3 separate regions of the Homo sapiens genome follow, and regions 1 and 3 are each linked to region 2. The links are chromatin contacts, found by Hi-C or POLR2A ChIA-PET in ENCODE. All regions are on one chromosome and are shown on one strand. Each heading gives the region's core, a stretch centred on a gene start or an enhancer-like site at or near the end of the contact. The rest is flanking DNA. Distances are from core to core; before and after follow the strand shown. Region 1 overlaps LOC107984596 (a long non-coding RNA gene). Region 2 has its middle 18 kb from the start of GTF2F2. Region 3 overlaps GTF2F2 (general transcription factor IIF subunit 2).

Region 1 (4,593 bases), core at 314-2,813, 46 kb before region 2:
TTAGAAACACTTCTGTGCTGGACCCCACAAGTTCCACCACTGACAACACGGGATCAATAATGCGGCTACGGTCACTGCCATCATCTGCTCTGTACCGCACCTGCTTCTTCCAAACCCCTGATTTCTCATCAATCAGGGTTAGGGAAGATGTCCCTGACTGGCCTGTGCCTTCAGTTGTGCTCAAGGAGCTGGAAAAGCAAGATCTGGTACTTTCTGATTCTCTAGTGGGAATGGGTTCTGCTCAAATAGAGAAAGGGGCTTTCAAGGTTGGCCTGTCAGTATGACTAGCACACTCTACTCTTCCCTCCTGGTTTATTTTCCCACTATAGATAGAGTGGTACTTATCTAGCTGTCCTAGCCTTAAGGGGTGGGAATGCCAGGTTTACAAATAAAAATACAGGTCAGGCACAGTGGCTCACGTCTGTAATCCCAGCACTTCGGGAGGCCAAGGCAGGCAGGTTGCTTGAGCTCAGGAGTTCGAGACCAACCTGGCCAATGTGATGAAACCCCATCTCTACTAAAAACACAAAAAATTAGCCAGGCATGGTGGCACACACCTGTGGTCCCAGCTACTTGGGAGGCTAAGGCACGAGAATTGCTTGAACCCAGGAGATGGAAGCTGCAGTGAGCTGAGATCGCGCCACTGCGCTCTAGCCTGGGCAACAGAGTGAGACTCCCTATCAAAAAAAAAAAAATACGAGATGCCCAGTTATATTTAAATAAACAGCAAATTTTTTAGTGTAATTATGTTCCATGCAATATTTGGAACATATTTATTCTAACAAATTATTCATTGTTTATCTAAAATTCACTGGGCATTCTGCATCTTCTCTGGCAGCTCGCCTTAGGAGTATCTTCTCTATGCTGCACTGCCTTTTCCTAAACTGAGCCAGGCCCCGGTTTCTGAGTGTGATAAAGATGCTGAAGTGCAAAATCCACCTTCAAGATGAAAGCCAGCTGCCTGATCCTGGTTTTGAGTGCCAAAAATTCGAAATTACCCAGTCTTTCTCTCGGCTTTCCTCCCATAACAGATGTGCATGTTCCCTAATCAGACAGACGCCTGGAGCCAGCTAAAGTACAGGTTGTGTCCTTGGGAAAGTGAAGGAGAAGCACATTAAAATTTAAAAAAACGATTACCCAGTTGCAATAACTAAAAGTAGAGTAAGTGGTGCAGAAAGATTTCATGAATTTTTATACTGGGCTCTCTCAAATTCCAGTACCTCAAGTTTCCTGTGACTCACACTTTACAGGGCTTTAATAGGTGGTGAAGCTATAAAGTAATGAAACTGATTTTCATGTGTTACCACACATACATGGAGATGAGTCAACAACTACTTTTGCTCTCACCTCCCACGTCCCAGGGTGGATCCATTACTCAATTGCCGATCTGTTCCTTTAATTCAAAAAGGCAAATGATTTTCAAAGCCACTGCATTTCAATATATTATAGACAAGATGCTAAAACTGTTTCCTAAGCTTTCTTAAAATTATAAATAACACAAACGAGGCACACAACTTTGCCAAATTCTTCTAAAGCAACCCACACAAAGACTTTACTCATTTACACAAGTCTTAGACGAGGAATAATTAGACCTTCTCAAACCAATGTCAGCTCTCTCTGGGCTGCCAGACAAACCACCGTGGGATGTTTCCAAGCCACAGAAAACAAATGGTATCTGTGAGAGCTGGTGCTCGTGCTGGAATATCTTTCACTAGCCAGGCTCCATTCCTTGGGAAGAAACCCCATCTATGCTTCTCCTTAAATTAAGCCTTTTTTCAATTCCTCAAACATGCCTTGTCCTTCCCATTTTGGGGCCTTTGTGCAGTGTTCCTCCTTCTGGAACCCTCTTCTTTGCTTCATCCAGTGACCTGTCAGATCTCCGCTCAAAATCATTTCCTCTGGAAAAAGTCAGTTCCCTAAACCTCCTCACCCCAAGCCCTGTGGCTGGATCAGGGCTCCCTGTTACATGCTTTCAGAGTTCATGCTGCCACTCCTTCTTAGGCTTATAAGGCTATTGTTGTGTGATTTGGGGATTAAGGCCAACTCCTGTCTTACTCAGTCATGGATGTTTTGGCTGGGTGGCTGCTTGTCCGAAACCCCATCTCCCAGCCTTCCTTGCAGCTAGGTGTGGCCTCGTGACTGGAATCTAGCCAATGACTGCATTCAACTTCTGAGTGTAGCACTTAGAAGGAAAGGAGGGGAGCCTCCTTTTTTCTGTTTCTCCCTTCAACAGCCTGAAGGCAAATGTAATGGTGAACTGATAAGGGACAGGACAGCAGAGGGACAAAGGGAGCCTGGGTGTCCATCACCATCAATCCACCAGACTAGCTCCACTCACTATCTGGATTGTGAACCTGAGAACTGCACGACTTTCCTGGTTTGGTGGTGGTGGTGGTTGTTATTGTTGTTTGGAGACGGAGTCTCTGTTGCCCAGGCTAGAGTGCAGTGGTGTGATCTCGGCTCACTGCAACCTCTGCCTCCCAGGTTCAAGCGATTCTCCTGCCTCAGCCTCCCAAGTAGCTGTGATTGCAGGCGCATGCCACCATGCCAGACTAAGTTTTGTTTTTTGTTTTGTTTTTTGAAACGGAGTTTCTCATCACCGAGGCTGGAGTGCAGTGACGCGATCTCAGCTCACTGCAACCTCCATCTCCTGGGTACAAGTGATTCTCCTGCCTCAGCCTCCCGAGTAGCTGGGATTACAGGTGCCTGCCACCACACAGGCTAGTTTTTCATATTTTTAGTAGAGATGGGTTTTTACCATGTTGGCCAGGCAGGTCTCGAACTCCTGACCTCAGGCAATCCACCCACCTCAGCCTCCCAAAATGCTGGGATTACAGGCGTGAGCCACCACACCCAGCCTAAGTTTTGTATTTTTAGTAGAGATAGGGTTTTGCCATGTTGGCCAGGCTGCTCTCAAACTCCTGGCCTCAAGTGATCCACCTGCCTCAGCATCCCAAAATGCTGGGATTACAGGTGTGAGGCACCATGCCTGGCCATGACTTTCCTGTTTAAGCCACCGTACTGAGTCTCATGAAAGTAGCCTGTATCTAGCAAATGCAGATTGGAACCCAGAGCCACTTGATCTCAGAATCCAAGCTCTGAATGACCACCACATGATGTTTTCCACACCATGGGCCTCTTCTCTATTATACATGTTACAATACATCTTAACATTTCACAGATCATATAGCAGACCACTTTGATGAACGTGGGGCTCACTTCCTGGATCTGTACTAGATCCCAGAGTGAATATGGTGCCCTCCAATTCATGCAATTCTCCTGCCTCAGCCTCCCAAGTAGCTGGGATTACAGGCATGCACCACCACACCTGGCTAATTTTTTGTACTTTTAGTAGAGACAGGGTTTCACCATGTCGGCCAGGCTGGTCTTGAACTCCTAACCTCAAGTGATTCACCCACCTCGACCTTCCAAAGTGCTGGGATTACAGGTGTGAGCCACTGTACCCAGCCACGTTGTATGTTTGCCATACTTTTTCCTTCTCACTCAATTTCCATCTATGTTTTTAAACCCCTGAGAGTCTCTGATAAGGTCCTCAGGACCACCTTTGTTTCTATTATTATTAATAAGTAACTTGGTTCCCAGCGTGCCCTCACCCCTGCCCCATCACACTCAGGAGAAAGGAAAGCTGACCATGATGGAGAGTCCTGATCTTTCTTGGAGGCCAGCATCACTCAAGGCTGTTCCACCCCACTGCTATAAGTTTGGTGAAACCAAAGCTAAAGAGAAGCCTCCTGATATCAGGAAGCAAGTAGTTAGCCTTTTCTGCATAACTTATTTTTTTTTCTGTTTCACATATAATTTTATTTGTTTTTTGTTTTGTTTTGTTTTGTTTTGTTTTTGAGATGGAATTTCACTCTGTCACCCAGGCTGGAGTGCAGTGGCACGACCCGGCTCACTGCAACCTCCACCTCCCGGGTTCAAGCAATTCTCCTGCCTCAGCCTCCCAAGTAGCTGGGACTACAGGCATGCACCACCATGCCCAGCTAATTTTTGTATTTTTAGTGGAGATGGGGTTTTGCCATGTTGGCCAGGCTGGTATCAAACTCCTGACCTTAAGTGATCCACCTGCTTCGGCCTCCCAAAGTGCTGGGATTACAGGCGTGAGCCACCGCGCCCAGCCACATATAATTTTACATAGATGCACATCATTGGCTATTTGGGCGCAATGCTTCCTCTTTTTTTTTTCTGCTTGATTTCCCCCTTCTCTTCTTCTCCTTTCTCCCCTCCAGCAGCAGCCATTGCTCCACTAACACACACAACAAGCCAGATCACCAACCAAGTATGCACACTTCTGTATTTTTCTCCATGCTTACAAAATCTTGTGTAGAAATTGGGAGTTTGGACATTTTCTTCTTCATAAAAGTGAGAACGTGGCTGGGTACGGTGACTCACACCTGTAATCCCAGCACTTTGGAAGGTCGAGGTGGGTGAATCACTTGAGGTTAGGAGTTCAAGACCAGCCTGGCCGACATGGTGAAACCCTGTCTCTACTAAAAGTACAAAAAATTAGCCAGGTGTGGTGGTGCATGCCTGTAATCCCAGCTACTTGGGAGGCTGAGGCAGGAGAATTGC
Region 2 (4,686 bases), core at 500-2,999:
GTTGACCATTGACATCTCAGGACTGAGGACAGAGTGCCTGAGGGGCCCTTGCAGGGTGATTCTCTAATCTATCACCCAATCAGTTAGGTCCCTTATTATAGGCTGTTACATCAGGAAATTTACAATGATTGGCCCAGACCAAACAGAAAGGGTGTAATTTCTTCAACTCTAGTCTTTTTTCTTCAGAGTATTTGTCCTGAACGCCTTCTCTTCAGCATATCCTAAACAGCCTATTTTGCAACTGGGGCCTGATTTGGTTTGCTAAAATCTTAGTCAAGTTGTTTCACTAAAATGACAACTTTTCTTTTTCATCAACTCTTAAGACTTATAAAAATGACAGTGATAACCAGTATTAGGAAGTCTGTTCCCTGGGGATGTCCCCTTTTTTCGGGAAGGGGACCTTGGGGCTCCTGCCTGGATGTTATACGTGGCTGCTGGCATGCGAGGAGCTGGGCAATCTCTCTAGCGTGCCACTGCTCCACATGCAGACTCCTCCCTTTCAGTCTGGATCTTTACTCCTGCCCTCTGAAGAGCCCTGTAGCCTCTGATTCAGAGCCTCTCCCCTTTTGATTTTTCTGGAAAATAGTTTCTACCTCCATAAAGCAAGGGAAGAGACAAAGTTAAGCTGGCAGGGCAGGTGTTGGAGATAATCTGCACAGGTGTGCACTGGCTTGGCAACAGGTTTTTAACAAATTGCAAGTCCAAGATTAGGGTGCCAGGATGGTTGGGGTCCTGGTGAAGGCTCTCTTCCTGGTGTGCGGACAGCTGCCTCCTCACTGTGACTTCACATGGTGGAGACAGAGCGCTCTCGTCTCTTGCTCTTCTATAAGGACACTAATCCCATCATGGAGGTTCCACCGTCACGACCTCATCTAAAGCTAATTACCTCCCAAAGACCCCATCTTCAAATACCATTACACTGGGGATTAGGGCTTCAACATACGAATGGGGGTAGGGTTGCAGGGAGAAAAAAAGGTTTGTTCTATTCAAGACAATCCTGAAGGGCCATTCTAACATCAGAGCTCACCAGTAGGGCTAGCTGAGTCTGTTGTTGGGCCTGCATTTATTCACCTTTCGATTTCTCCCTCTACTTATCCTGCTTCCTTCTTTTTCCTTCCAGGATCACTGATCCTAGGACTCCTTAATATACATGTTGGAGGGTAACTTCCTGAAAGTCTGTGCCCTAGGGGAACCACACTTAGGACAGTAACTGACAGCTGTTTGTAATTTATGAGTAGCTTTTGACATGTTCTCACTATCATCTTTAATCCTCACAAACAACACTGTCAGGCATTAACTATTTTTCTGCTTTTAGGATAAGAAAACTGAGTGTCAAGAGGATATTTGCCCAGGGCCATATAGCTTATTAGAAAAAAAGCTGGGGCCCTGTGCGGTGGCTCGCGCCTGTAATCTCAGCTCTTTGGTAGGCTGAGGTGGGTGGATCACTTGAGGCCAGGAGTTCAAGACCAGTCCAGCCAACATGGTGAAATCCCATCTCTACCAAAAATACAAAAATCAGCTGCGTGTGGTGGTGCATGCCTATAATCCCAGCTACTCAGGAGGCTGAGGCAAGAGAATTGCTTGAACCCAGGAGGCGGAGGTTGCGGTGAGCTGAGAATGCCCCACTGCATTCCAGCCTGGGCAACAGAGTGAGACTCTGTCTCAAAAAAAAAAAAGAAAGAAAAGAAAAGAAAAACAAAAAAAAGCTGGGATTTAATCCTGATCTCCTGACTCTGACAAAAGAAAACAAAGAAACAAATACAGGCCTGTGCCACGAGCTGGGTCACAGAATTTGATACCCAGACGCTGACTACTTACGCCTCTTTTCTATAACAAAGCTGCATTGTCATTTCTGAAAGCATACGCATTTAGATGCCAACATGTTCACCAGTTACACTCCAAAGCCAGAAACACTCAAAACATTAAAAAGACCAGCAAAATCTTAAAGTGTTCACTGTCTTAATGAGTTTTCAGATTTTCTCTCTGGGTAAATAACAGGCAAAATCTGCTGTAATTCTCTCCAAGCAATGGGGCACCTAGGACACAGAGATACCAATAGTCTCCTTAGCAACCATCCAAAATCAAGTTGCCTGAAGATGAAATCCTGATCTATTCATGCAACAGATCACATGGGGTCAGGTACTGTTTATCTCTCTAGCAGAAACCACCAGTCACTGGGATTTTAATTGTATCCTTATGATTTCTTTAAAAAAAAAAAGAAGAAGAAGAAGTAAACACAGCAGAAATGAGACCAGTTACTAATGAGCATGCAGTGAACATAAAACCTTCAGCTGGCTTCTTTAAAGCACATACTTTTGTAAAGTGTGCTTCAGAAGCCATTGCTTACATACACACACACACACACACACACACACACACACACACACGCTTTTTAGGGCTTCAGACGCTGCCTGTTATTCATTATAATTCAAAACTCACAAACCGAGCTCATTAGGTGAATGTTTGGTTCAGGAGGATTTTGCAGTCACATAGCCATTTGACTGTGATGTGTTTGCCTCACCCTGCATTGCTTTTTAATGAGCTTGCCTCCTGAAAAACCATAATACTGAGCAGTCCTGGGGTCAAACTGGAACTAAAGGATATAAATCAATGGCTTTTCTTTTTTTCTTTTTCATTAAAACAGGCTTGCTGAAGAAGCAGGTGGTAGGTGGTGACCGGTCATATAACTAACTGCTGAGTCCTTGACAGTTGCGGGTCTAAATTATATTTTCTGTCGCCTTTCAGAACACTATTTTATTTATTAATTTAACAAATATTTATTGATATGTTTTTGATATTAATATGTGTTGGGCACTCATTAAGACTTAAAAGTACAGATAAACAGTGGTATAATTAATTAACAAAATTTCTTTACCAACAAATAATCTGAACCATGTTGTTTCAACCCGTTTCTGCAAATATAGAAGACTAGAGATGCTACTGGCAGAATAGCGCCCTGTTTCTCCTATGCATAAAGAAGAGTCACACTATTTTCAAGGGCCAGTAAAGGAGCAATTTTGTAAAATCTAGTGTCTTGTCTTACAAATCAATTTTTCCTTAAGCTTTTGAAAAGAGTCACTTTGAAAATCTAACCTCTGAAGGGAAAAGAGTGCCATTTTAAAATGACAGCTGTGGCTTTTCCTTTACAGCTCTAAATGAGCTGTAAAGAGCTGTTGCTGCTAAATGAAGGCACTAGACCAAAGGCCCAAGGTACCTGGTGCCACTGAATAGTAATGGAGTTTAGTCCTGATGGTATTGCAGTTCTTTCTTTTTGCTTTCCTTTTTTTTTTTTTTTTTTTTTGAGACGGAGTCTAGCTCTGTCACTCAGGCTGGAGTGCAGTGGTGCAATCTCAGCTCCCTGCAACCTCTGCCTCCTGGATTCATGTGATTCTTCTGCCTCAGCCTCCTGAGTAGCTGGGACTACAGGCGTGCGCCACCACACCCAGCTAATTTTTGTATTTTTAGTAGAGACGGGGTTTCACCATGTTGGCCAGGATGGCCATTTTCTTTTTATTCTCCTCCCCATTTTGTTTTGTTCTGCCTAATAGCCTATTAATGGAATTTAAAAAGGTTTCAAGCCCCTTGGCTGGTGGCAAATATCAGCAAGTTTGGGCTTTATAATTACAGCTGAACCTCCTCTGCCACTTTTTCTAGCATGCCCTATGGGTTTGTTTTTAGAGATACTAGAAAGACACAACAGTAGATGCCTGACATGCTGTCAGAATCATGCTGTTTGTAAAATACTGTGAAATCTCCCATGATTTGTGGAGCAATTTTGAAAGTCAAGTCAGGGAATCTTAGACTCCTTATGGAGGGAATTTGTAGCAAGCTGGCAGCAGCAGTGGGCGTTTAATGTATGTGTTCATTCTCTTACTCCAATTTTAAGTGGGTTTCCCATCTTGAGGGAGTTGTTTTCTCCCATTTTCTCTGGCACCTGTCTTCTTATGCAAAATTGCGTGATGCTGTAAGTACTCTCATGAGATCGGGAGGTGGGGCAGGGAGTGAAAGCCTAGGGAAAAATAATTATATCAAGGAATCAGATTAAAGAGCTGTGAAACTTTAGAGCTAGAAGAGGACTGAAAAACTATTTGTCTTGTTCGCTGTTCTATCCCCAGAGCAATGAATATTCAATCAGTAATTATCGAATGTGTACATGAGTGAAGCATCACTCTTTCCCATTTTACAGATGGGAAATCTGCAGTCACAACGATGAATGATGCACCTATAGTTTCACAGGAAATTGGGGGAGCCAGAATTCTAAACTAGGCTTCTCAGACTTTCACATGCACAGCAATCACCTGGGGATATTTTTAAAATGCAGATTCTGGCCGGGCGCAGCGGCTCACGCCTGTAATCCCAGCACTTTGGGAGGCCACGGCGGGTGGATCACGAGGTCAGGAGATCAAAACCATCCTGGCTAACACAGTGAAACCCCGTCTCTACTAAAAATACAAAAAATTAGCCAGGTGTGGTGGCGGGCACCTGTAGTCCCAGCTACTCGGGAGGCTGAGCCAGGAGAATGGCGTGAACCTGGGAGGCGGAGCTTGCGGTGAGCCGAGATTGTGCCACCGCACTCCAGCCTGGGCTACAGATCGAGACTCCATCTCAAAAAAAAAAAAAAAAAATGCAGCTTCTGCTTCAGTAGGTCAGAGATGGGCCTCTAAATTCTACATTTCTAATAAAGCG
Region 3 (4,439 bases), core at 787-3,286, 41 kb after region 2:
TGTAGGGGTAGGGGTGAAGACGGTGGGTAGTTATTCTATGCATTACTAGGCTGATTTATGAGCTGGCATTGTTTGATTTCTCTAGGGATCCAACCAAAGTTCCTTACAAATACTGTGTGTGTGTGTTTTAGTGTATAAGTAATACCTACTTTCTTGTTTTTTTTCCTTTAAAATTTTTACAAAATGAAAAGGTCTCTGTTTTCCCCATTCACATGCTTTAGAGGTGGCCATGGGTAACTGCTTGGTATGTAAGCCTCCAGATTACTCTCCATACAAATCATTTTGGGTGTTTAATACGGACAAAGTTTTAAAACATTGTTATGTTTTAAATCCACTAACCAGAGCAAGGTATTTTTCTAACCCCTTTAGGCTTAGTTTTGCTAACTTCAGAACATAGCACAGAAGTCTGATTTTGCTTTCCTTGTTGTTCTCTCTTGTATGTAGTTCTGAGGCTTTGGTTTACTTTGTTGCATCTTGATCTCTTCCCTAGAGTACATGGCCAGTACTTACATTCCTTGTTTTTCTCACTTTAGTCTTGAATTCTTTTGAAAGTAAAACCTCAGTAGAAGTGAGTTGAAATTATTTTATTCAAATCAGTTTCCTCAACCACAGTTGAAGAAAAAGTAAGCCCACCATTTTGTTTTTGAGATGGAGTCTGGCTCTGTTGCCCAGGCTGGAGCGCAGTGGCGTGATCTCGGCTCACTGCAACCTCCGCCTCCTGAGTTCAAGCAATTCTCGTGCCTCAGCCTCCTGAGTAGCTGGGATTATAGGCGCCTGCCACCATGCCCAGCTAATTTTTTTTATTTTTAGTAGAGACAGGGTTTCACCATGTTGGCCAGGCTGGTCTTGAACTCCTGACCTCAAGTGATCTGCCTGCCTTGGCCTCCCAAAGTGCTAGGATTACAGGCGTGAGCCACCACGTCTGGCCCTCAGAATTTCTTAAAAGGGAATCTAGTGGTTTTTACCTATGCCAATATCAGAGACAAATAAGGAGCAAATTGTGTGTGTTTGCATGTTTTATATGTAGGCAACAGGTCTAGCAGATTTTCTACCTAACGTAACACATAATCAGTCTTGTAGAAGATCTAGATACTTTTAGTGATGAGAACAGACTTATAGTAATTAGTACCCTAAGACTGCTATGAAAATGCTTGAAAACAGCTTGTTGCCTAGTTGGTCTCCTGGCTGTATTCTCCAGGCTGTCTTGTTTACTTTACTAATTTACTTAGTTTTCATTGCTGTTACTGAATTAACTAAATTCACTGTTAAACAAGTGTAGGATGGGTGGGGAATGTCTTACAGTGCATGTGACTAGGTTATCAGGATTTTAGTTGATTTTGAGCTTAATATGAGTCATCAAATTTATGAGCCGATAAACAAAAGGCTCCATTGATAGATGTCTGTTGTTTAGAATGAAGTGGAATGATAATCCTCCTCCTTACTTTGCCAGTCAGCTCACAGTGAAAACATTATGTTCAGTTCTTAGTGCTGCACTTAAAGAGAGACATGGATGAATAAGATCATTCAGTGGAGTGAGACTAGGATAATCAGAAAGCTGGAAAAAAAAATTAATGTCTTATAAGGAACATTTGAAAGTCTAGGGCTGTTAAGAGAAGATGTAGGGCAGACCAGGTAAACTGTACTCACAGATGTAGAATCAACTACTGATTCCTAGAGGCAGATTAACCTCTAAGTATGTAGGTTTATAGGTTATAGGTTATAGGTTACCTGTGGTTTAAAAAAATGTGTATTTGGGTACAAAATGAAAACAACTAAGATTTTAGAAAGGCAGTGTGGCATACTGGTTATGAGTATGGACCTGGGAATTAGCCTGAGGTTTAGTCCTTACCCTATCACTTACTAGCTATGTGACTTTGCGTAAATTGTTTACTCTGTTTCCTCATCTGAGGAGATGATATTAATACCTCATAGGTTCAAATGCATGTAAAATACGTAGTTAATAAGAGTTCTCCTGCTGTTGTAACCACGCATACTACACAGGCCAGATAGTAGATACTGCATTGTGTCTAATGTGGTGTGGGAGGACCTTCCCTCCCTACCACATCTTCCGAAGCTCAGCAGCAGCTTGCTGTGTGTCGCAGGCCAGAAACTAGGAGATCTGTATGGCGTGGCTGCTTATTCCAGAAGACAGGGCTGTGGGTGGAGAGATTGGGAGAGGCAGAGAGGAGGGAAAAGACGTGCAGCCTGGAATGCAGCTCTTCCTGAATTTGGTTCTGTCTTAATACTCGAAAAAAGGAGAGTCCAGTTGTGAATAAGATGAGAGTAACAGCTTGTTCTGACAGTTGGTAACATTTGGACCATTTTTATCAAGCAATTTATATGATATTTCTAAACCAATGTACCTGGATTATTTTTGTATCTTTGGACATCTGATGTGTGCCACATTTTAATTAGTTTATAGTTTTGCTGGTCTGGGCATGGTGGCTCACACCTGTAATCCTAACACTTTGGGAGGCTGAGGCAGGTGGATCACCTGAGGTCAGGAGTTCGAGACCAGCCTGGCCAACGTGGTGAAACCCCGTCTCTACTAAAAATACAAAAATTAGCCAGATGTGTTGGTGTGTGGCTATAATCCCAGCTCCTCGGGAGGCTGAGGCAGGAGAATCGCTTGAACCCGGGGAAGCAGAGGTTTCAGTGAGCGGAGACCTCACCATTGCACTCCAGCTTGGTCAACAAGCGCAAAACTCAGTCTCAAAAAAAAAATTAGTTTATAGTTTTGCTTTAGCTTGTTTAATTTTAAAGGCAACCTTCTTTGTACATCACCATCCTGCCTCAGAATACTTCAGTTGTCCAAATGTTTGATATATGTTATATCTTATTGATAATCATGTAGCCTGTACTAATAATATGGCTTCTCCCCGAGATTTTTATTTCTAGCTTTATTTCTTTTTTTGGTCTTTTTTTTTTTTTTTTTTTTTGAGACAGAGTCTCACTCAGTCACCCAGGCTGGAGTGCAGTGGCGCGATCTCGGCTTGGGTTCACGCCATTCTCCTGCCTCAGCCTCCCGAGTAGCTGGGACTACAGGCGCCCGCCACCACGACTGGCTAATTTTTTGTATTTTTAGTAGAGACGGGGTTTCACTGTGTTAGCCAGGTTGGTCTCGATCTCCTGACCTCGTGATCCACCCGCCTCGGCCTCCCAAAGTGCTTATTTCTAGCTTTATTTCTAAACATGTTTAACATTCTGGGTCATGTGGGGACCCGCTAATAATAAAAAGTATGGAAACAAAAAATTAATGAGACACAATTTTTCTGTTATAAAATTGACTGAGTTTAGAACAGTGTTATACTGATAATATGATGACGGGAGTTCAATTTGTTACAAACTTTCTGAAAGGCAGTCTGGCAACATATATGTGTGTGTATATAACTTACACAACATGCACACATATTCCTGCTCAAAACAACATAGAATAACAATCCCACTGTTTTCTCTGCCAGTTAGCTCACAGCTCAAGCATTTTATTCAGTTCTCGATGATGCCATTATCTAGAGAGATAGACAAATGAGCTCATCCAGTAGAGTGGGACTGGGATAATGAGAAAGCTATAAAAATTAATAAAAAAAATTCATGCCTTTCATCCAGCAATTCTGTAAATTTCTCTTTGTTTCTTTCATTCCATCAACTGCTAGGAACTTATCCCAGGGAAGTAATAGGTGAGTGATGGAAAGATTAATATATGAGGATAAATTAATAGTAAAATATTTATGCCCTTTTGACATGTCTTCATCATTCTTTGAGCACTTGTTATTTTTTTGACATAGAGAGATGTTTTAGACTCATCTTATACATTTCTGCCTAAGCCCTGGAGTTAGCCATTTCTCCAAGGGGTTGGCCATGGTTCCTTTTAGGGGAGAATGATATTTAGAAACTAAGATCTGGATACCCCAAATGCTTCTTGCTGCTTCCAAGGCCTTCTCAGTGAACAGAGCTAGGGAGCATATGTACACACACACATACCTCCCCCACACACATCCCTCTTTACATCTGTATTTCTATATTTACATATATTGAAATGAGTTTGCACTAATATATCCAGTTCCAATAAAATACCACATACTTTGTTCCAGTTTTCTTCCTTTTCTTACTTGTGCTTCTTTTCCAAAAGTGAGAAACCTGGTTCCTGTTGTCCTTAATATAGTTACTTATTTGTTTGGGCCTCTGTTCTTACTTGTTCAGTCCGTTCCCAACTCCATGTGCAAATACCCTATTCACCCTGCTTGGGCTGTAGCTCCCCTCAGTGTGCTGCCACTTTTGCTGTCCTCCACTGGGACACCCTCCTCACCCTGTTCAGGCTTTCATTCCTGTTCTGAGGTTTCTCCCCTCCTCCATAGGAATGCCTCCTTACCCCACTAAGGGTCCAGCATCCTGTTTCAGGTTGTCCTCCTATATGTGGATGCTCTCACCCGCCAGGCTCT

The links. A loop is a pair of places that touch in the nucleus more often than their neighbours do. ChIA-PET counts read pairs that join two places held with the same protein, here RNA polymerase II (POLR2A). Pooled maps may share reads with other maps.
Region 1: a map of dorsolateral prefrontal cortex shows a loop between it and region 2 (6-fold over the local background). The contact joins two enhancer-like sites. A Hi-C loop is called at or near these places in 10 of 168 maps with a recorded cell type or tissue (CD4-positive, alpha-beta T cell, IMR-90, aorta and 6 more), 18 of 37 single-sample maps with no recorded cell type and 22 of 50 pooled maps. POLR2A ChIA-PET finds 5 or more read pairs at or near these places in 9 of 52 experiments (AG04450, CD8-positive, alpha-beta memory T cell, Caco-2 and 5 more).
Region 3: a map of naive thymus-derived CD4-positive, alpha-beta T cell shows a loop between it and region 2 (2.8-fold over the local background). The contact joins two enhancer-like sites. A Hi-C loop is called at or near these places in 1 of 168 maps with a recorded cell type or tissue (naive thymus-derived CD4-positive, alpha-beta T cell), 4 of 37 single-sample maps with no recorded cell type and 5 of 50 pooled maps. POLR2A ChIA-PET finds 5 or more read pairs at or near these places in 10 of 52 experiments (BJ, Caco-2, GM12878 and 6 more).

Annotation. Positions count from the first base shown.
Region 1 is chr13:45,054,433-45,059,025 of GRCh38, forward strand. It overlaps LOC107984596 (a long non-coding RNA gene), which reads left to right. Exons shown (of 3, transcript XR_001749861.1): 2 at 1-206. Among named protein-coding and RNA genes, the nearest start is that of GTF2F2, 64 kb to the right of the region's middle. RefSeq lists enhancers at 1,053-2,252, 1,982-2,276. Within about 2 kb of position 1,564, at least 13 of the 41 ENCODE cell types and tissues checked have a DNase peak (open chromatin) inside an H3K27ac peak, as active enhancers do; they include dorsolateral prefrontal cortex, where a contact is called at or near this core.
Region 2 is chr13:45,100,587-45,105,272 of GRCh38, forward strand. No RefSeq gene overlaps it. Among named protein-coding and RNA genes, the nearest start is that of GTF2F2, 18 kb to the right of the region's middle. Within about 2 kb of position 1,750, at least 2 of the 41 ENCODE cell types and tissues checked have a DNase peak (open chromatin) inside an H3K27ac peak, as active enhancers do; they include dorsolateral prefrontal cortex, where a contact is called at or near this core.
Region 3 is chr13:45,141,540-45,145,978 of GRCh38, forward strand. All of the region lies in intron 2 of GTF2F2 (general transcription factor IIF subunit 2), which reads left to right. Among named protein-coding and RNA genes, the nearest start is that of GTF2F2, 23 kb to the left of the region's middle. Within about 2 kb of position 2,037, at least 6 of the 41 ENCODE cell types and tissues checked have a DNase peak (open chromatin) inside an H3K27ac peak, as active enhancers do.